2 separate regions of the Mus musculus genome follow, and region 2 is linked to region 1. Evidence: chromatin loops called from intact Hi-C (ENCODE). Cell type or tissue: gastrocnemius. All regions are shown on one strand.

The links. Hi-C counts contacts between places; a loop is a spot of excess contacts. Peaks named below come from ENCODE experiments on the same cell type or tissue, not always from the same donor. Only the 100,000 strongest peaks of a DNase experiment are listed, where the experiment ranks them.
Region 2: it touches region 1 in a loop (1.9-fold over the local background); 17 of 42 quality-filtered maps call a loop at or near these places.

Annotation. Positions count from the first base shown.
Region 1 is chr12:105,681,562-105,689,561 of GRCm38, forward strand. Atg2b (autophagy related 2B) reads right to left here and starts at 3,680. Exons shown (of 42, transcript NM_029654.4): 1 at 3,108-3,680. The coding sequence starts at 3,269. It overlaps Gskip (GSK3B interacting protein), which reads left to right and starts at 3,791. Exons shown (of 3, transcript NM_178613.3): 1 at 3,791-3,897. The coding sequence starts at 3,884. In gastrocnemius, no CTCF peak of the experiment used is centred here; a DNase peak (open chromatin) is centred at 3,723; H3K4me3 peaks cover 3,183 bases; H3K27ac peaks cover 3,269 bases.
Region 2 is chr12:105,770,591-105,778,590 of GRCm38, forward strand. The region is part of intron 16 of Ak7 (adenylate kinase 7); the gene reads left to right. Among named protein-coding and RNA genes, the nearest start is that of Papola, 10 kb to the right of the region's middle. In gastrocnemius, no CTCF peak of the experiment used is centred here; no DNase peak of the experiment used is centred here.

The DNA of each region.
Region 1 (8,000 bases):
AATATGCTTTCAATTTAATCCCGGATGAAGGATATGGGGCTGCTTCAGACTGTCCACAGCAGCTAACTATGATCTGCCTCATGCTCTGGCAGGTGTGATTTTGCCAGCTGCCGATACTTTCTGCAACAGTGTGACATTTGGAATGCTGGGAACTTTCTAGAGAGGATATAAAAGCTAGGTCCCTGAGAGGTGGAGTGGGTTGGTGTTGGTTGGTTGGTGTTGGTCTCACTTTGTTAAGTAGCCATGAGCAAAGAAGAAAAAGAAATTAGATATCCTCACAATGAAGATCAAACTTGCCCCAAGGAACTCAGCACCCCTAATCAGCAGGAAGTAGTCTCACAATAACATCTCCCCGTTTCTGATCCCTGACTTTATTCAGGGATCTCTTTCCTTTCCTCTCTATCCTTTTTTCTCTCTTATCTAGTGTTAGGGGGCTGAAAGGGTGGAAAAAAGAACTCACAAAATAATAAAATCAAGCTACAGAAGAATAATTTTTTAAAGAATTGAAATGTTAAAAATGTCATTCACTTAAGTCCCCTTTAGCTTGTAGGAATCTATAAGGGTGTAAGGGTCTTTTTTTTTTTTTCTTTCAGTCCTGAAAGTCATTAAAATCAAGTATCCAAAGTAACTGAGTTCTGAAGCTGACTGCACAGCGGCATCTGCTTTCCCCGCTCTGATTTGCCCCAGCCTTCGCTAAGCACAGTAAGGTAGAGCACCAAAGGCTTTTGGAAGCTTTGCTGTTATCACTTGGGCTGACAGCGAGCGCTCTTCAGGAAAACAAAACAACCTTCCAGTTAAGCCTATCCACAACTCATGTTACCAGGGGACTTGTAGTCAAGCCATGAACCTCAGATGGCCTCATTTCTAATTTCCTGTGTCTAAAAACCACACAAATGAAAAAGCCTGGAATAACACCTGAACTGGCTGGTTTTATGTGTCAACTGGACACAGGCTGGAGTTATCACAGAAATAGGAGTTTCAGTTAAGGAAATGCCTCCATGAGATCTAGCTATAAGGCATTTTCTCAATTAGTGATCGATCAAGGGTGAGAAGGGCCATTGTGGGTGGGACCATCCCTGGGCTGGTAGTCCTGGGTTCTATAAGAAAGCAAGCAGAACAAACCAGGGGAAGCAAGCTAGTAAGAAACATCCCTCCATGGCCTCTGCATCAGCTCCTACTTCCTGACCTGCTTGAGTTCCAGCCCTGACTTCCTTTGGTGATGAACAGCAACATGGAAGTGTAAGCTGAATAAACCCTTTCCTCCCCAACTGCTTCTTGGTCATGATGTTTAAGCAGGAATAGAAACCCTGACTTCTAGAAAACAGCTAATCAAACCGCTTGCTCAGGAGTCCCTGAGAGCTTTCTCAAGTGTGCTCTTATACTATGTTCCCTAAGAAAGCAAGTCTGCGCAGCACGCCTTTAATCCCAGCACTTGGGAGGCACAGGCCTGCGGATCTCTGAGTTCAAGGCCAGCCTGATCTACAGAGTGAGTTCCAGGACAGCCAGGGCTACACAGAGAAACCCTGTCTCAAAAACAAACAAACAAACAAAAACAAAAAACACAAAAGCAAGCAAGCCTGCACTTGGCGTCGAATTTGGATTCTTGCTGTAATACTTGTAACTGTGGCACAGGACAAAGTATTAAATGCCATTTATAAAACAAATAATAATGTCCACCTGCTAGTTTCGGTGTCTCTTCAAAGAGTACTGCACTGCACACCAAAGCATCCATCAACATTCCCACCCTCAAGACTCCTTAGTCAGCTTTCAGCAGTGACGAGACACCAAAAACATCTACCCTGAGGATGTCAGGTCCTCTTGATCTCTTCAGCCCCTGCCCATTTTCCAGCCTCGGAATAAGACAGTTTGGCCACAGAAAAGAAAAATGTAGCCCATTCAAACTGTACTGGAGAGGCTAAGGTGAGAGCTTTGTCATGAGTTCCAGGCTACCCTGGGCTACACGACAAGTGTCTGGGCAGCTAGGACTACATAATAAACCTGGCCAAAAAAAAAAAAAAAAAAAAAAAAAAATCCCGTTTGCTGATAGGAAAGAACAGCAGCTCTCCCGAGGCATGGACTCTACTGTCCTTTTATGATAACTGAACTTGGGTTAACTACTATACCTGTCTTTCGGCAGACTGTGAAAGCCTAGGACTATTTTGGTATAAGGCAGGTCTTTCTGTTACTCAAACTAGAGCTGTCTAAACTAACTTGTGTGTGCTCTCTGGTTTAAGTCACCTAGTTTCGTTACAATTACCTTGTGTCATACCTCTTAATACAAGTTGTCAAGGAATTTCCATAATTTAAGCTTTTCGAAAAAAGAGTAGACTCGACAAACCCAAGGCCTTAAGTAAAATAGTAGGCATTTTAGCCCACTGATGCAAATACAACTGCTTCTGGCGAACTGAATATACTCAAAGTTCAGGTGAAGTCAACTCACAGCCTCTAGGAGGAAACAGGTTCTTTAAAAAAAGGCTGACGCTGCGGCTTCGGCTCCCGAGCTTTTGCAACATTTGCGTTTACGACCTGTCGATCTATCACGTGAAGCAAAAGGGCAAATCTAAACAGCACTACTGGGGCCATTCACAACCTCACGCAAGCAGAGCAGGCAAACTGGCAAGAGGGGCCTTCGCCTAACTTTCTTTCAGTGAATGAAGACAACCAACCCAGCAAACGCAAATATACCAGCATCCAGACCAAAATAAATAACTGGGGATTTCTGTCACCTCCTCTTCATCTTTAATTTTTCTTAACGTCATCCACAGAAATAGGGTTTGTTTGCCTAGGAACACCGCAGACACTCGCAGCCCAAGAGGCAAGGGTGGCCACGTACTTTCCTGGGCCTGCCTCACAAGCGCCCCCCCCCCCCCCCAACCAATGACTCGATTGTTTCGCCCCGTGTGTGCCTCCATTACACCGTTTAAGCCGGAGCACGTGATCTAGGAGCGCAAACTTGCTACACTTTACACACTTCCCTGAGCCGGGCCACACTTGAATCTAAACAATTCCCAAAGGAGAACCGAACGTGCCCGATGCTGGATGACAGTCGCTCAGGTCTCGCCCTGGGGAGAGCCAGTTCCTACCCCTGCTGGCTGACAGCAGCTTACCCATTTGTCCAAGGGGACCTGGGCAAGGGACCCGGTGCCCTGGTACAGATCCAGGCTCAGCTGCTCCAGGCTCAGCTTCTCCTGCAGGAAGTGGCCCAGGTACCTCTGTAGGAGGTAGCGACAGGCCCTCTTCTTGATGGATTCTGAAAATGGCCAAGGCATGGTGAGGGCTGGCGGCTCGAGGGAGCCGGGGCTGCACGCGGCGGCGACTCGGGGGATCCGACCTGGGCTCCAGGCAGCGGCAGCGCCTCAGGGTCGGCCCGGCGGCGTCCCCAAGCCGCGGTGGGGATCTAGGTTCGCGGTGGCCGCTGCATGTCGGTTCGGCGCCGCCGTCCCTCAGGGCAACCCCATGGCCCGCGTCGCGACGCTCGCACTAGGCCCGGCGGGGACTGGGCGCTGAGCAGAACCGGGCGCCCCAAGCCGGGAGCTTCCGAAGCGCTCCGTCGGTAGGGAGACAGAGGGACAGACAGAGAGGGCTGGCGGCTGAGGCGAGACAAGACTCCGACGCGGCGCGACTAATTTGTTGTCATCTACTGGGCGCGCTCCCGCCTGAGACACGCTCCTGGCGCGTTCGCGAGACCCAGACTCCCGGCACGTACTCGAGCAACGGGCACAAGCGGAAGTGACGCCATATTGCGGGGCTGGAAAGGCAGGAAAAAAAGAGTCCGGGCCGGAGCATTTCCGGTGGTGAATGGGCGGGGCAACTGCGGGGGCGGGGGTGGTGCCGGCGCCGCGATCCTGGCCCCAGCAGTCTCCGGACGAGGAAGGATAAGAACATGGGCGCTCGCAGGTGAGTGGGCGGGCTGGCTGCGGCCCGTGGAGCCTCACCTTGCAGTCGCGGCCGGGTGGTGGGCGCCGGCGGACGCCCGGACTAGGGCTGACGGAGGTCTGGGGGCGGGTCCGGCCTGGGCTGTCCTGCGGGAAGTGATGCGGGGATGCAGGGCGAGGACTGGAGACCCGGCGTTTCTGTCCGGGTTCTGACCGATGCCTATTGTCATCAGGTTGCCCCCCCCCCCACCCCCTTGCCGGCTTTGTTTGCAAAGCATCTAGTAGTTTGCCGTTTGCAGAGCGCCACGCCGACGACCAGGAAACTTGGGATCGGGGCGATTGCGGGCAGTACGGTTTCCTCTGTTAAATCCTGGCGCTTCCCGACCCGCTGAGGGGCTGCTGCCTCCTGGAAGACTTTGTGCTCTCCGCAGGCTCTGCGCAGCCCGATTTTTATCTTTTAGGGAGACAGTCTGTGAAGAGGCGCAGCTGGCTCCTTAGGAGGGCAGCCCCTAAAGGCCCGGAAGTCTGCTGTCCTGGGTTAGATTCCTGACACTTGACACTGGGCCACCTTGAACCTATGCTACCCTCTCTGAGCCTACATTGCCACCTCAGCCAGGTGTGAGCAGATTAATATCATAAACTCGAAAATTGAGGCAAATGAAATGACGTGTGCCGGGAAGGAACCTAAACCGAGTCCTGGATTGAGGAGACCGAATTAAGGAATTCTGGCCCGTGAATGGGGCATCCTCAAAATGGGTTCTTTTGGTTTAGTTGGATTGGGTTTTGAGACAGTCTCTCACTGGGTAGGTAGTTGAGGTTGACTTTGAACTTATGTGGCCCAGACTGCCCTAGAAATTAGGGTCTCCCAAATGCTGAAATGTCAGGCTTGCACCACCACACACCATTCGGAGTCTTTATGTGCTTTGTAAGAAAGGGCCTCTTATTTTTAAAAGATGATATTTTAGTTGGAGACTTGGAGGTAGAAAGATACATGAACGTCTGAGTTATTTTTCAGATAAGAACACCACCTGCAAGGCTTACCACATGCGTAATGCTTGGTAAGTACCAGGAATTTGAGGAGGGAAGACAGGAAGGAGTGTAGCCATCGCAAGGAATGATGGAACTTTTGCTCTGGGTGAAATAAAAAGAAATGCTACATAATCTGGCCTAAGACTGCTAACTACAGTGTTGCTAATAGTGGAATGTTGGGCTTAGAAGACCAAAGGTGAAAACAGCCAGGGCAGTGCTGAAGGACAGAGCAGTAATCCAAATTCTGTGGTTTGGCCTGGAGGAAAGCCCTGAAGACTAGAACCGGTTGGGTCTAGGCATATTTTGACACTAATAAGACATGCTTACCCGGCATCAGGTACACAGTTTTATCCCAGCACTAGAGAAACAGATGCAGATGGCTCTCTCCTTAAGTTGAAGGCCAGCCTGGTCTACATGGGGAGACCCTGGCTCAAAGAGACTCTGAACCTTACAAGTAAATAATGACAGTACTCTCTGTACTATAAACAGAGCTGGGTGGGAAGTCCCAGCAGGACCTTGTGTATCAGGCTTTAGGAGGTTTGAACTGGACTTTAGGCTCTGTTTGGTGACTGCTTGATATGGTTTCCTGAACACAGTATAAAATAGCACAAGCTGTCCAGAGGATGCCTGCATCTCCAGATACCGAAGGAAGAAAGTGAGACTCCCACAAAGCAAGCGTACTGCACCAAAAGTGTTAAGGGTGTTGCCTTGAACACTTATACTTTCTAGGAGAAATTTAGCATAGTTAAGAGTTGAGAACTGTCATCACACCTTTAGCGGAAGTGGGATTCAAACTCCCAAGTCACAGGGCTCTTTTAATGTTTATAAAAGGCGGGTTCCTAATGCAGAATGCTGGCACCTTAGCATTAATTGAATAAGATGAAGATAATTACCCAACCAAGTACAGTCAACTTTGTAAAAATTATAAAGGAATTCCCAGTGGCAGCTTGGTATATCCCAGAAACCAAGGACGTTGAGTCAAAATAATAATCCTAAACAGGAATTCCCACAGTCCATTGTGATCGTGTTGATTGTATTGAAGACTTAGCTGGGAGGGGCCGGTGGAGCACACCTGTAATCCCAGCACGTGGGAAGTCAAAGTGCAAGGATCAAGAGCTCCAGGTCATCCCTGGTTACAGATCAGGTTTGAAGCCTGGCTGGGTTGCCCTGATCCTGTCTCAACAGCAAAAGACCACATTCCAATGACATGGCTCAGCAGACAAAGTCACTGCTGCCTTGCCTGATAACCTGAGTTCAGTTCCCCAGGACCCACATGATAGGAGAGAGCCAAGCTCCCCCAGTTGTCCTCTGACCTCTGCATGAACACCATGGCATGTGCACACACACACACACACACACACACACACGTATATAGACGTAATATATATATATATATATGATTTCAAAAAGAGTCGTACATTGAGAACAGGAGCACAGTGTCGAGGCTGCCACGCCCCAGCAGAGGCCATCACTGCACCTGTGCACCTCTTAGGGTCTGGAGCTGCCTTTCTCCTTTGAAGGGATTTTCAAGCATGATGGGCCCAGCTTTCGGGAGGCAGAGGCACGAGGATGGCTCATTCAAGGAAGGCTACCCTCAGCTACATAATGAGACTTAATAAAGAAACAAGACAAAAGGGGGTTAGGGGACTGGAGAGATGGCTCAGTGGTTAAGAAAAGCACTGACTCCTCTTCTGACGGTCCTGAGTTCAAATCCCAGCAACCACATGGTGGCTCACAACCATCTGTAATGAGATCTGACGCCCTCTTCTGGTGTGTCTGAAGATAACTACAGTATACTTACATATAATAAAAAGAAAGAAGACCAAGGGGACTGAAGATCTGTCTCAGTGGTTAAGAGTACTTGCTGATCTCCAAAGAACCCAGATTAATCCATCGCTGCATCTGTGTCAGGTGGCTCAGATGGTTGTAACACCTGTTCCAGAGGTTCTGGCCTCTGGATTCAGAGGGCACCAGTACTTACATGCACATACCCACACACAAACACATATACACAAATAATTTAAAATAATAAAAGTAAACTTTGAGAACAAATAAGGCCGCACACCTTGCTTCATTGCACCCCATAGGCAGAGACTGGCTCGTTCTATATCATGAGTACCAGGCTAGCCAGGCTACATAATGAGATCAAAATGAACAACAAAACCTGAATATGGGGCTAGAGAGATAGCTCAGAGGTTAAGAACCACTGGCTGCTCTTCTAGAGGACCCAGGACTCAGCCTCCATTTGGCATTTCACAACATTCACATTTCACAACAGTCTGTAACTCGAGTCTGCAGGAATCCAACACCCTCTTCTGGCCTCTTCAGGAACATATGTGATAAACAGACATACATACAAGCAAGGCACCCGTATACATTAAGTAAATAAATTTCTTTTTAGTTTTTTTTTTTTTTTTTTTTTTTTTTTGGGGTTTTTTGGTTTTTCGAGACAGGGTTTCTCTGTATAGCCCTGGCTGTCCTGGAGCTCACTTTGTAGACCAGGCTGGCCTCGAACTCAGAAATCCGCCTGCCTCTGCCTCCCTAGTGCTGGGATTAAAGGCGTGCGCCACCACGCCCGGCTTCTTTTTAGTTTTTAAAAAACAAATTTATAGTGTGTGTGTGTGTGTGTGTGTGTGTGTGTGTGTGTGTGTGTCTCAAGCCTGGGACCTCATGCATACATTCAACACTTTGAGCTATATGCCCATCCCTAGGAACGTTTTGTTTTGTTTTGATACATTCTCATCACTATGGTTGATCTAGTGCTTGCAATGGGGCTCTAACTCTCCATGTGCCTTGTGCCTCTGAGTGCTAGGTTTATGAGCAGGTGCCCCAGTGCACCTGGCCCCAACATAGTTCTTGAACTTGCTAAACACTCTGCTCTGTTTACCCTGTCTAGGCCTGTCAGCACTAACAATAGCTTCACATGAGATAGAAGGAATGGGGACCATCTTGTCTGGGTCCCAGAGCACCCAACAGAGGTTCCTACCCGACTGGACTTCAGGAGAGCCCACTGAGCACTGCACACTGCCACTGGCGCGTGTTGAGAGAATTTTTCCAGATTTCTGTGTAAGATGAGCACAGGAGGCATTGAGCTAC
Region 2 (8,000 bases), 89 kb after region 1:
CCTGACGTGCCATTGTTCAGCCAGCAAATGATACAGAACAAGGAGAACAAAAGCACTCTCTTGCTGCTAGGACAGCCAGCCATGTTCCTGAGACGCACACGGTCTGTGCCTCTCTCATCCCCAGGCCTTGCGCTCTTTGCTCATTCTAGAGATGTTTTGGCTCAGATCTGTCGAAGTCCAGAGTCTAGTTAGTGGTTGCCGGTGTTAACCCTGTGCTCTGACACAGCCATCAGGGCTGGGAGCAGGAGATGCTCAACTCAGGACCGACCGAACATTGATAGTGCCTCTGTGCTTATGGTGGTTTGAATGTGGCTGGCCCCCACAGGCTCAAACATTTGTATGCCTTGTCCCCACTTGATAAACTGGGGAAGATGAAGAGGTGTGGCCTTGTCTGAGTAGGTATGTACTTGCTGGAGGAAGTGTGTTGCTGGGGGTGGGCTCTGAGGTTTCAAAAGTTCATGCCAGGCCCAGTGTCTTACTCTGTGCCTGCTGCTTGTAGACCATGGTGTGAGGCTCTCAGCTACTGCTCCAGCGCCATGCCTGTCTGCATGCCACAGTGGTGGTCATGGACTAACCCTCTGGAACTGTAAGCAAGCCCCCAATTAAGTACTTGCTTTTCTGAGAGCTGTGTTGATCATGGTGTTCTCTTTACAGAACTAGAACAGTTACAGCCATTAGTAACAGGCATGTGAAAATTCCTTCCTACATTATAGGGTGTGAGTGTGTCTTTATAGCTCTGGATATGAGGGCGCCCTGGTTCCTCTATTGCCCCACCTGTCCTCCATGACTTTGAGGGACTGAGTAATAAGTTTGCCTAAAGTTTGCTGAGTCAGACTAGACATGGTTGTTGAAGTATTAATACTATGTCTAAACTGCCTCTTTCTATGTATGCAAGGCTGCCTTGGTTACTTCTCCATCACTTCGATGAACCACCTTGGGCAAGATAACTTACAGAAGGAAACCTTTATTTAGGCTCATGGTTCCAGAGGGGCAGTGTCTTATTTGGGGTTTATATTGCTGTGATAAGACCCCATGACTTTGGGAGTAAAGTTTGTTTCACGCCTATAGTTCCATGTCACAGTCTATCATGGAAGGAACTCAAGACAGGCACTGGGAGGCAGGGACTGATGCAGAGACCATGGAGGGTGCTACTCACTGGCCTATGGCTTGTTCAACCTGCTTTCTACATAGCTCCCGGAACCACCTGCCTGGGGTGGCACTGCCCAAAACGTGCTAGGTCCTCTCACATCCATCATCGATGAGGAAACCGTAACACAGGTCTGTCTGTCTGTCTGTTGGTCTGTCATCTTCTCAATTGATGTTCCCTGCTCCTAAAAATGATTATAACTCATGTCAAGCTGGCATAAAACCAGCCAGCCTAGCTAGGGTCCTCAATGGCAGAGACAGCATGGTATCAAGTGACTAACAGCAGCTGGAGCTGGAAGCTGAGAGCCAAGGCCTCAACCTTCCAAACTGCAAACAGGAAGCCCAGAGAGCAAACCCAAAGTGAAGTTAGTCTTTACTACTTCTAGTAAGGGTACACCTCTTAAACCTCCCAGGCAGCGCCATCAAGGAGGGATCAAGTATCAAACACCCAGGACTATGGGGGACAGCTTCTCAAACCATCACAAATGTAAGCTGGCCCACACATCCTCTACCAGCAACTGAGTCCCTGCTTTCTCGCCAATTCCACATTCTCTGCTTTGCTTATTCACATCAAGACTGTAAGCAGAGGTTAGTCTGACTTTATCCATTTTTCTGACAGCTCTGTCTATGCTCATTCAGAAAGTAAGGATTTTTCCCTCTCATGTCATGCATTTTCCCATTCATGTCATGTGGGTGTCTGCACAGTGCCTTTTTTTTTTTTTTTTTTTTTTTTTTTTTGGTTTTTCGAGACAGGGTTTCTCTGTATAGCCCTGGCTGTCCTGGAACTCACTTTGTAGACCAGGCTGGCCTCGAACTCAGAAATCCGCCTGCCTCTGCCTCCCAAGTGCTGGGATTAAAGGCGTGTTCCACCACGCCTGGCTTTCTTTTACTATTTTATTAGAACTTCCAAAAGCAAATTGTAGGAGGTCTGAATGTGCAAATGGGACCCCAAGTCTCTTTAATAGGACATGGTTTTCTGAGTACTAGTGAAAGAACCTAGTGGGGAAACCCCCACTCAATTCCCTATTCAGTGTGCACCCAAGAATCACGAACAGAACAGAACAGAACGCCTTGATGTAAAAACAGGAGGTAGTTTAATGGCAGAGCTCCGGGTCGAAGTGTATCTCACTCAGGAGACAGTGGATTCGACCACGAGGCTTAGAAGCTAGGGTTTTTTATAGAAAAGGGGCTGGGGCTGGGGGAGGTATTGGCCCGGTTTCACATGATTGGTTCATTTAAACATCAGCAGGGAGGAATTGGCTCGGTTTCACATGATTGGTCCATTTAAACATCAGCAGACTATACATGCAGATAACATTTAACTTAGGTCAGAAGGGCGGGAGATAGGGAGGCACCGGGCCAGCCCAGACATTCTCTTTATCTTTATGGCCAAGCAGCCTCAGGAATGTCTTAACGATGGGCCTGCCCAGGCATGTCCTGGCCTGTTCTGCTATGTTCTCAGCCCCAGGTTTCAAAGCTCACAAACAACTCTTTGGGCTATTTGACATAAATTACATGAATCACAGGTCTCAAGTTTTATTTTCTTTCACTAGCACCATCTCTGGAAATTTTTCTTCAAAGCCAGCGAGACTGATATCATGCCTTTTCTATTTTCTTGGCTTCTTTGTCTCTCATATAGGGTGCCTTATATTCTGACCGGGTACTTTAAAATATTAGTGAAGCTAAAACATTAAAAGTTCCTATGGGAAGGGGGGGATTAGGGTTGCCAAAGACGCAATTAAGTTGTACATACACTCAAGGACAGGGACCTGCCCACATGCCTGTTTCCTGTTTTTCTTTCCCTTGGTTCTTGGGGTCTCCTACCATAAACGTTGTATAACAGAAACTCAAATTGCTTTTATTCGTCTCGTGATTTTGCTGCTAGAGCTCAAATCCTGTTCCCTTCTCTACAGGACCCCACTTCTGTTCCCCTTGGTATCTCATAGTCCCCACCTTGAAAATGAAGAGAAAGGTGTTACCTGTTTCATGGAGGTTTTGTGACGATGAAAGAGTTAGTTTATGTAGCCCACATAGACAGGAGGAAGAATGCCAGTGAAGACCAGTCAATCAGCTGACCCGATAGATGGCCGGAAGCAGCAAACCTCTCTCACAAAGAATCAAGTTCAAATGGACTCAACTCACCAAGAGAGGGTGTGTGCAGGTTAAGCGGCTGGATTGAAACCAGGATCCAATTACCTGTTGACTTCAAGAAACTCACTTAGCTAGCAAGTGGACCCCAAGCTGAGAGTGGAGCTGGGGGATGGGCTCAGGGGGTTAAAGGTGCTTGCTGGTAGGCCTGAGACCCACCCACGTGGTAAGGGAGAAAAAGACTCTCACAAGTAGACCTCTGACCTCTACAAATATACCATGGCATACATGTACCAGACACACACACACACACACACATATATATACATCACACACACATATACATCACACACACATCAGAGAGAGAGGCGCATCCACACACAGAGACACACACATACACCCACACAAGGAATATAATGTAAAAGATTTTAAAACCAAATAAAACTTAGTATCCAAGGGTGGAAATCAATCTAGCAGGAAAATGAAATCTGTAAAACAGGTTGGCACAGTAATTTTTGTTTGTTTGTTGTTGTTGATGATGTTTTATATGGCTCTAGCTGTCCTGGAACTAGCTCTGTGGACCAGGCTGGCCTCAAACTCAGAGCTCCACTTTCCTCTGCCTCCCAAGTGCTGGGATTAAAGACATGTACCACCACTGCCTGGCTTGGCACAATGACTCTTATACCTCATAAAGTAGCCTTCAGACCAAAACCAGACAGAAGAGACAAAGAGGGACACTGCATACTAAAACTGGGAACAATTCATCCAGAAGATGTGACAATTGTAAAATTTTTATAAAACAGACTTGAAAAGGCCTAGCAGTCACTGTAGGTCCTGATACAATAGTAGTGAGAGACTTCAATACCCCAGGCTCACATTTAGATAAGTCTTCCAAACATAACCTCACAAAGAAAACAAGACTGCTAAACTGTACCGCAGATCAGCAAGATTTAGCATGTATCTACAGAATAGTCCATCCAACAGGTGGGGAGTACACATTGTCCTTAGCAGCATGTGAAATTTCTCTACACAGCACGCCTTAACAAATGCAAAAATTTCAAAGAACTCTTCTCGTCAGACCACGATGGAGTTCTGGTCAGAAAACATAAGCTGGAGAAACCTCAGAAACTACATACGTGAGTGGAGACTTGTAGGAGACAGTTTTGAATGAATGGTGGGTCACTGAGGAGTTCAGGGAGGAAATTAGGAAATGCCTGCAGGCAAATGAAAATGAGGCAGAACCTCCCGGAATCTCTGGGACACAGGCCAGGCAGTCCTGGGAGGGAGGGCTGTAACTGTCACATTTAAAACAGAGCAATTACACAGCAAACACACAAATAAAACATTGGACGTTCAGGCATGGTGGCACCTTGCTCTTAAGGACAGCACTCAGAAGGCACATTTCCATAGGTTCAAGGCTATCGTAGTCTATATCGTGGGGTATAGAGTTCCAGGCTAGCTGGAGTTGCATAAGGCCAGCCTGGTCTACACAGCAAGTTCCTCTCTCTGGACAGCCAGAGAAATCCTGACTCAGAAAAAATAAAAAATAAAAAAATAAAAAAAATTAAGATTTAAAAAACCCAAAAAACAAAACAAACCGACCAACCAAACAAACAAACCCGAATCACCACCACCAACAAAAAGGCAAGATTACAGATGAATGTCCTAAGGAGGCAGGCACCACAGAGTTCGGCAGAAGCAACACACCGACTCAAGCCTCATAGATGGCAACAAAGAAAGCTCAGGGCAGAAGTGGAGGGACCAGAGCATAGAAGAACAGTTTCCACAGAGACAGGATTAATCAAACAAAGCCGGCCTTGAAAACATTGAGATAGGCAACCCAGCCTGGCAATGGCGGCACTCGCCTTTAATCCCAGCACTCGGGAGGCAGAGGTAGATGGGTCTCTGAGTTCAAGGCCAGCCTGGTCTACAGAGCTAGATCCAGGACAGCCAGGGCAACACAGAGAAACCCTGGCTCAAATCACGTCATTAAATAGATAGATAGATAGATAGATAGATAGATAGATAGATAGATAGATGGATGGATGGATGGATGGATGGATGGATGGATGGATGGATGGATAGATAGATAGATAGATAGATAGATAGATAGATAGATAGATAGATAGATAGATGGATGAATAAATAGCATTAACTCAAACTGATAATATCGGAGATAAAAAGGGAATTGTGCTCACTAACCCCCATGAAACTGGACACACACGAGGGACTCTTGAAAATGTATGTTCCCCAAACCTGTAAACCCTAGAATAAACAGATAAATCTCAAAATTCCTATGACTTATCAAAATTAAATCTAGAAGTTATAAATAATCCAAACGGTTAGTGGTACTGAAGCAGTAACTAAAATCTCCCACAAAAAGACCGAAAATCCGTGTGGATTTGCTGCTGAATCCTACCAACCTCCCCGTGTGTGTACATGTGTGTGTGTGTGTGTGTGTGTGTGTGTGTGTGTGTGTGTGTGTGTACATGTGTGACCATTCTGAGGCCAGAGGTGTTTGTAAGGTGTCCAGCTTAGCACTCGCCACTTTATTTTCTTGAGACAGTTTCTCATGGAAACGGAAGTTAAGCTGAACCTATTTCAGCAAACGGTGGCGTTTCTCGTGTCTCTCTGCACCCTGTCACCCCCAGCTCTGGGGTTATAGCACACATGCAACTGTGCCTACATGCATGTCTATGTACCTTGTGTGGGACTGGTGTTCACAGAGGCCAAAAGAGGGCAATTGGATCCCCTGGAACTGGGGTTAACAGAGGTTTGTAAGCTGCTGTGTGGGTGCTGGGAATCGTACCTGGGTCCTCTGGGACAGTAGGCAGTGCTCTTAACCGCTGAGACATCTCTCCAGCCCCCAGGCCAGACGTTTTATGTGGAATCTGGGATGTTTTGACTCCTGTTTGGCTTTTGCAACAAGCACTCTTACCTACTGAGCCACCTCACTAGCCCACTACCAAACTTGAATATGTCTCAACTTGGTCCATTAACTAGTGTGGGAAGAAACTCTACCAAACTCATTCTACAAAGCCAATATTACTGTGATACTAAAATCAGATGGAGACAGAATTAAAAAAAAAAAAAAACACTTATTTTCTATATGAAAAAAAAAATCTCCACAAAATACTTGAAAACAGAACTCAGGACCACATTGAGAAATCCAGGCATGGTGCTCTGTACAAATGCAATCCCAACACGTGTGTGGGAGAGGCAGGAGAATCATCTACTTCCACTAGAAGCAAGTCTGAGACCAACCTGGGCTACATGAGACCCTCTCTCAAGAGCACAACAAATAAAAAATTAGAAGAAGACAATGTGAAGAAGCCCGTTGTGGGGTATAGGGGTCTGGGGACACTTAGCCTGTGAAATGCTTGTGTTGGAAGCAGGAGGTCAGCTGAGCAGAAAGACAGGGGAAGGCTTGGAGAAATGAGAAGGAAGAAGAGTCACTCACTAGGAGGCTGGCTGTCACCAGCAAGGAAAGGAAGGCTCCAGGACAGGTCACAGCTGCCTGTCTCCTCTCCCAGTTACAAACCTACCATTTTCTAGGAATCTCCCCGGAAACCCCAAACGGAGGGGAAAGAATGGACGGAGCGCCCCTTGTGCAATCCTCGTGGCCTCTGGTTTCACCTTTATTGGGTTATAATCTCCATCTAAGGCACCCGGAGAGCTATCCTGTAATTTCACTCATCAAAAGAGAGAGGAAACAGAGAACTTTTTTTGTTTTTTGTTTTTCGAGACAGGGTTTCTCTGTATAGCCCTGGCTGTCCTGGAACTCACTTTGTAGACCAGGCTGGCCTGGAACTCAGAAGTCTGCCTGCTTCTGCCTCCCAAGTGCTGGGATTAAAGGTGTGCACCACCACGCCCGGACAGAGAATGTTTTTATACCAACCTTTTGAGCTATAACTCAAGAGCCAGATAACTGCTGCACATAGCCAATGCTACTACAACTCACTGTGGCTTTCCTTTGAGGAACCTGTGCGATACTTGAGCATGGCTTACTTTCTTGATAAGCTTACACCCACACTTGGGCATGCTCTTCCTTAGCTCTCCGATTTTTTCAAAACTCTCCTGCTTGAGGCCTTTTTGGATGCCTTTGATAAAACCTCCAGTAATGGCTGATTAGGCCTGAAATCCTTTCCTGTGTCAAAGCCAGGGTTCCTGGTTTGGCCTTAGTCAAGGTCCCTAAAAGACTAAAAAATGAGGGGCTGGAGCTGGAGTTGGAGAGGTGGCTAAGCAGTTGAAATCACTCCCTGCTCTTCCAGAGGCCTTGGGTTTGGTTTCTAGCACCCAGGACAAGAGCTGGTAACCATACTTAACTCCAGTTCTGGAGATCCAGAGCCCGGTTCTGGTCTTTTTCGGTACCTGCACTTACATGGCATACACTCACCCCCCCCCCACACACACACATACACACACACCATACACGTACCTAAAAATAAAAATCCCTTTTCTTAAGGGAACTCCTCGTGCCCCTGAGGATGACAGTATGAAAGCTGTGTAGCTCTAGCCTCACTGCTGCTACCCGGAATCTGTTTCAAACTACCAGGCATGGTGTCCTGTTCTTGGAATCCCAGTTCCGGTGAGGCGGAATCAAGAGGGTCTCTGGGACTTGATAGTCAGCCGGTCTACCCTGATTGGTGAGCCCCAGTCCCTGTCTCAAAGTAGGTGGACAGTGTTCTTAAGGATGACATCTGAGACTGTCCTCTGGCCAGCACACACACACACACACACACACACACACACACACACACACACAC